Regions from separate parts of the Homo sapiens genome. Here region 2 is linked to region 1. The links are chromatin contacts, found by Hi-C in ENCODE. All regions are on one chromosome and are shown on one strand. Each heading gives the region's core, a stretch centred on a gene start or an enhancer-like site at or near the end of the contact. The rest is flanking DNA. Distances are from core to core; before and after follow the strand shown. Region 1 overlaps SCFD2 (sec1 family domain containing 2). Region 2 overlaps LNX1 (ligand of numb-protein X 1).

What was found. Hi-C counts contacts between places; a loop is a spot of excess contacts on that map. Pooled maps may share reads with other maps.
Region 2: a loop to region 1 is called in a map of Panc1, with 5 times the contacts of the local background. The contact joins two enhancer-like sites. A Hi-C loop is called at or near these places in 2 of 168 maps with a recorded cell type or tissue (Panc1 and chondrocyte), 2 of 37 single-sample maps with no recorded cell type and 2 of 50 pooled maps.

The regions. Positions count from the first base shown.
Region 1 is chr4:53,008,513-53,011,930 of GRCh38, reverse strand. The region is part of intron 5 of SCFD2 (sec1 family domain containing 2); the gene reads left to right. Among named protein-coding and RNA genes, the nearest start is that of SCFD2-AS1, 83 kb to the right of the region's middle. RefSeq lists an enhancer at 1,983-2,222. Within about 2 kb of position 1,395, at least 5 of the 41 ENCODE cell types and tissues checked have a DNase peak (open chromatin) inside an H3K27ac peak, as active enhancers do.
Region 2 is chr4:53,478,163-53,481,282 of GRCh38, reverse strand. LNX1 (ligand of numb-protein X 1) reads left to right here. Exons shown (of 11, transcript NM_001126328.3): 8 at 2,541-2,718. Among named protein-coding and RNA genes, the nearest start is that of LNX1-AS1, 20 kb to the left of the region's middle. Within about 2 kb of position 1,367, at least 3 of the 41 ENCODE cell types and tissues checked have a DNase peak (open chromatin) inside an H3K27ac peak, as active enhancers do.

The DNA.
Region 1 (3,418 bases), core at 146-2,645:
TTCCTCTCCCCACAATCAATGTCGGTTTCAGCCTCCAATTCATAGTATATTATGTACTTGTTTATCCTCTAGAGAGGAAGAAATAATAATGTTATGAAGGCATCAAGGAATTAAATTCCAGGCCACAGGTTGTCACTGACAATTCACTGCAGACCAAACTTGTAACCCAGATAAAGAAGCTTGAAGCGTTTCACAGTGAGGTGTCTTCCAGCTTTGACCTCCTGGATAGGTGTTCTTGTTACAGTTTAGAAGTGCAGCTGGTTTCTATTTGAAATGAGAAGAATGGAGTTATTTAAGGAGCCAGTGCCTCTCATAGGTGAAATCGGCTTTGCTGAAATGTACACAACACACTACAAGGAACCTTAAAAACAAACTTCCATTTCACTTAGCTGCAGCACAGGAAATTGTTTCTGGCTTGTTTTTGTTGTGAACAGAGAGAACACTGCATATTAGAAATTCCCTGTAGTTGTTTAATATTTGCTCAGTAGTGTCCTGGTTCCTAATCAAGTCCTTCTTCTCACTAAATCCTGTCAACTCTGTCACTGTTTTGATTGGAAGCATGAATTGTAACACTGAAAAATCTCTCAGGACAGTAAACCTCTGCAGCTGTGGAAGGCTGGAGCTATTTACTGGTATTATTAAAGGAACCTGAATGACTTCTTTGGGGGGGAAAAAAAAGCAAAGATGCAGTGAAATTCATAAGGTGCACAGAGATTTAGGATGAAGGTTTTATTATGAGCACAGCCTCATAATACTATCCTCATAGAAAGAATACAGAATAGTAACAATTGTTTCATGAGTTGGCAAACATAATATTCTGATGTCTGCCTTTTTTAGGGGGAAAATAAAGTCCAAATGTAAAATATGAAATCAGACATAGCTAGTGCTTTGGAACAGTGTTTGAACTGGATGCTTTTTCAAGGTACGCTATAGAAACAAATGTCACCTTTATTTCCTGAAGGCATTTTGAAGAGTTTGCCGTTGGTCTTTTAAGGCATGAATTTTCTGGAACAAAAGAGGTGCAGAAATTTTAAATTGTCACCATTCTAAGGACATAACTGATTACACTACCTGCTGCTATGTATTTGGGATCTGAGGAACGTCCTGAGAGTGTAAAGACATATGTTGGAGAGGCTGGACCGCGCCCCCCAGCCCGGCCCCAAAATGGGAAAAGAAGCAAAAGGAATGAAAACTTTCACTTGAGAGAGGTGACCAATACCATACCTAAGATGTTTCTCTTCCAAAATGTTTCTTTGTTCACTTATTCATCCTTTATTCAATGATTTATTCGTTTCAGAAAAGTTTATTGAGTATCTACTGTGAGCCCAGAACTGTGCCAGGTACTGGGAGGTCTAGTTTAAAGGCAGCTTGCCCACAAGGACAGGGATTTCCGCCAAGAATGTTCTGTCCTCATTGCTATAGTGTAAGAAGCAGCTGGATTCCCAAGTCAGCCTTGACATTCAGCAGAACTTAGCGTGTCTGCCTCTAAAAGCACAAACCTGTTTGCTAGACTGTTCTTGTCATTGCCAATGTATTTACTATTGTGTAAAAGTCACGTTTTGAATATAAATTTTTGTCGTATCTTGAAGAAGCAGTACAAAGCCCTAAGAAACAGTTCATAGAAAATAGTTTTAAGTAATTCGAAGAAAGTACCTGTAAATGTAGAGTAATTGCGAAGCTGTCAGGAATAAACAAGATCTTGTAAAGCTATAGAAATGTGTTGAATATGTTTTCTTTGAGGCCAGAGCAAGATAATAACTCGGGAAGAAACTTCTAAAATATCAACTCAGCAAAACAAATGCAAGACTTTTGAGGACTCAGTTATCATGTGGGAGGCTGGATGCTGTGGAGGATATGAGGTAGAATAAGATGGTCTCTAATCTAATCTCAGAGAGGAAATGAAACAAGCCCTTGACTTAGAAGGTGATGTGCTCCAAGCTCTCAGTGCAGCCCGAGAAAGTATAGTGAGCACAGAGCTCCGGTAGGCCAGCAGGCCAGTGAAATGCAAGGGGTTTTGGGAAAGCTACAGGAAACCAGACTGAAGGTGTTTACAGGGCCATCCATGTTCCCACCTGGAATGTGTGTGCTGCTTCCAAACTTGTTCCTCCAGAAAGATAGCTTCAAATTGGACAGGGTTCTGAGAAATGCAATTAAAATGATAAAGGGAAGCAGGGGGTGATAGTGGGAGAGCTCAGATGCCATAATAGTGAAAAAACAAGAAGGTTAGGATCCTTCAGTCTGTAGAAATGGAGGTTGAGACTATGTGTGTCTATAAATGGAGGTTATATATAAGGTCAGCACTAAGTCTCAGAATTACGAGAACGAAGGGAAAGCCATAATCATTTGTGAAGACTTTGACTCCAGTTTCTTCTTTTGTAATCCAGATTCCAGAATATGTTCAGCGGCACATCTGTCCTACAAGGTGCTTGCTAAAAAAAGGTATTCTTTAGCCAAGTAAGTTTGAAAATCTCTGCATACCATGTGTTCTTCCAGTAGATTCTCCCTTTACATTTGATATTAAAAGATCTCAAAAGGTTGTTCTTAAGGAAAACTTATTTAACTTTGTGGTTCTCAACCAGTATTTACCAAACTCATTTGACCATGTAATCCTTTGTTTATTTAGTGCCTATGAGGACTTTGGAAAATGCTTCTGGGAAGATAGGACTCTAAGATTATTAAGGTCCCTGGAAGGAAGTTAATCCATGACAGAGGAAGCGCTACCAACACTGTGAAATTTATTACTTCTAGAGCCAATCAATACTGGACGAAAATAATAAAGGGGCTGATAGTGAGAGAGGACTAATAGTTTGCAAGTAGTAGGAATTTACAGTCATTTATGGAAGATGGCAAGTTCGTCAAAGGTAGTTGGGAGGTGTGGCTGACCATCCAAAGGAAAGCCATTAGAGTCCCCACAGTGCTTTTAGAGGGGTTGTTAAGACCCAGATCTCCACATCAGGCTTTAGATTGTTCTGTCAGGATCACACATCTCTTCTGCACCATCAAAAGAGAAAAGTACATAGAAGAAACTCATTTAAGTTTTGGCTGAATCAAGCAGATCGTTCTGCATGATAGTGAGATTATAGACAATTGGAAAGTACTTCTATTGAACTTTGAGGCCAGTCACATTCTATTAAGTTTCAGTTCATGCCCATTAAAATAATAGCAGCTGGATTCTATAGCTTTTCTCTGAAAACCTGGCTAAGCATTCAAGTTCAACAGTTTTGTAGATTTGTGCTTTTTTTTCTCTAGAAAGCTTTCATTATTTTGAAGAGCGTTTTATACATGCACCTCTCCATTCCCTGACCCTGGCTGACTTTTTACCCTTTCTCTTCCCCACCTCACTGAGCAAGTTTACATAGCTACAGTGTCCTTCCAACATTGTAAAGAGTTTTGTTGTTGTTGTTATTTATTGGACGTT
Region 2 (3,120 bases), core at 118-2,617, 470 kb before region 1:
CAGGAAGATAATTTAAACACTTGAAGCTCATGTAACATTAGGGAGTGGTGGGGATTGGGGCAAACCAGAGAGCACATGTTATATGGCATTCAAATCCAGAAAACTCTAAAACACTGTGGATCTGTGGGTGGAATTCATTCTTCAGGCCACCAGTTTGCAGCCTCACTTTAAATGAAGTGACTCAGCCCAATTTGTACTTCTCTCTGTGGCTTCTATTAGAGGCAATGCCTTAACCTCTTCATTTGGATGCGTGTTTAAGCAACACAAACCTTGTTTAGTCCAAATTAAGAGTCCTATAGCTTTGGCTTGGCATCCTGTTGTGATGCTGATGAGCTTCTTTCAGTCATCTCTCCTGAGTTCTGGTTTCATGGCATCACTTGTAACTAAAAAAAATTCTTAAAGGTAGCTCATTCTTCTTGCAACAGAAAGTAGGGAATGCCCTTTTCTTTCTACGTCAATCTATATGTTGGTTGGAATAGCTTACAAATTGAGTTTTTGAGTAATATATAGAGAAACAATATTCAAATTTTTTATTTTGGAACATCTCTGCTTTATACTATGTTAATTACATAGCCTACAAGGTTATACACCCCTCCAGGTTCTCCAGCCAGCCAAGCCTCATAAATCCATAAATTACCTGTTTCTCTACAATAAGGAGTCTAGACAGACCAGATATATCCTGCTAAAACATTTTATGGATAAGGACTCCGTGATGTCTTTTTGCTAGTAAATGCTTAATGTTTAAATTTAACTGATCATCTTTATTAATGAAAAACTAGTTTATTAGCTTAATTAATTAATTGAAGTTTTTATCCAATTAACTAATTTTAGTTGAATTAACTAGAATACGTCATATTCTAAGTCATCAAATTATGGAGAAGGTAGCCTCCATCTGCACTGTGGTTTTAGAATTCCTTCCACCTCCTCATCATGAAAGAGCTGGGAGGATCTGGTCACATTTCTGCTGCAACCCTCTGTCATATGTCTTAATTCCTGGAAACGTGCAAACTGACTTAGTCGGAATTGTAATTATTTCCGTTTTAACTTATATTCTATCTGACTTCTGAAATATCCTCACAAAAAAGTAACATATTTAAAAAAACTGAGACATATATGGCTCTTTGATTATTTCAGTTTTTATATTCTTACTAAAATCTTGTTTGGTTTAGGAAACCAGGTAGCTTTTTAAAAATAAGAGCTTAAACAATTCAAAGAAATACCAAAGAAGACAAAGCAGGATTTGTGGGACAGAAAACTTTTAGCCAATTAAAAAAGTTAAGGAATGCTAGGCATCAAATTTTGCATGGTTTACCTCTGTGGGGAGGCAAGGCCTATGAGCAGAAAGAGTCATAGAGCGACTAAGTGCACATGGAATGTTTATTTCTGATGTAGGGTTTTGAGGTACATGGGTAGGTCATTCTGTTATTCTTTATGCTTTTTTACTTGTCTAAAATGTTTTATTCTAAATATCCAAAGCAAATATTCTAAAATGGAAATACATCTTATAGTTTGAGAAATATTCAGGTACCCATTGTGTTTTTAATTAGCTTAAACTATTTTACCATAAATTATGTTTTTAAACATCAAGGAACATTGTAAGGTGTCCAAAGTAGGGTGAGGAGAATGGCGAAAAAAGATAGATAGAAAAGTCATCTCTTTCATACGTAACTCTCCTCCTCTCCAGCCAAAGTCAGGTAACCCTGGGTGTGAAGCTTTCACAGATGATTTTCTTTTTCCATTGCTGACATTGGTCGCTTTTCTGGTTAAGAAAGGAAATGGTCATGGACACTGGTTCATGAGACAGGACACATGCACACATGCCATATTTGTGGTATTTCAGCCATTGCATCCAGCCCCTCAGTGCACAACTAAACATCTCTTGCTCACCGCAGGCAAGGCTGCCTGGTAAGCACTGAGCAGGTGTGAAAGAAGACTCTATAAAATATGGTTACTTTTTTTTAACATAGAAAAGTTTCTGATATTTATAAATGACAGAGTGTTTTTGAAATGCTGACTCACTACTATCAGGAATAAATGACTCACTTGAGAAATTTTGGGTGCAGTTCACTCTGTGTGCTTAAGATTCCTCCATGGCCAGGAGCAGTGGCTCATGCTTGTAATCCCAGCACTTTGGGAGGCCAAGGCACTTGGAGCCAGGAGTTCCAGACCAGCCTGAGCAACAAAGCAATACTTTTTCTCTATGAAAATATTTTAGAAATATATTTTTCTAATGGTCTGTAATCGGTTCCTTCCTCCATTTTTACTCTTTCCTTTTGAAGTGTAAACTTTATCTGAGTTAACCTGTAGAATTTGGGACAATGTAACCCTATTATGGTTGGGAGTGGATAAGGTGAGGGTTCTTTCCAGGTGTCTTTCTCTGTGATTTCAAGAACCACCATTGTATTTATGCACTTTGCATAATTTATGCAGCTTTGGTAATTTTTGCATTTAGAAAATGGAAACCCACTTTGCATTTTCTACATTCAAAAACTACCAGAGTTGTGAATTCATGTGCCATGTTTTTCCATCTGTGCCTTCAGCCCCTCCATCCTACAATTACTTGTCATGAGAAGGTGGTAAATATCCAAAAAGACCCCGGTGAATCTCTCGGCATGACCGTCGCAGGGGGAGCATCACATAGAGAATGGGATTTGCCTATCTATGTCATCAGTGTTGAGCCCGGAGGAGTCATAAGCAGAGATGGAAGAATAAAAACAGGTAAAAAGTAAAGGGATTTTAAAGGCACTGGGGTGGCAGAGAATCAAGAGAAATTAGTAGCTTGTTAGGTGACTATTTTCAAAATTAATGAGAGAATGTGGGAGTGATCGGCCAGGACTTTTGTTACCCATTGACCATGATTGGTTTGAGTATAGATACTAGACCAGGTTCCACTTTTCTTAGTTGCAGGCCAACTTGCCTGCAAGTAAAGCTAGAATCTCCAAACTGTTCCAGGAATTAATAGAGAACTGCTACAGTTATGAGCAAGTTACCTCTATTAAATGGCATAATGTAGTTCCATTCATTCTAAGTGGTTCTTTAGTGGGTTGATCCGGTGGTGGAATTCATGAAATAATTCATGAATTATTCAATTATATGGGTTAGATAGAAAAAGTCATTTGA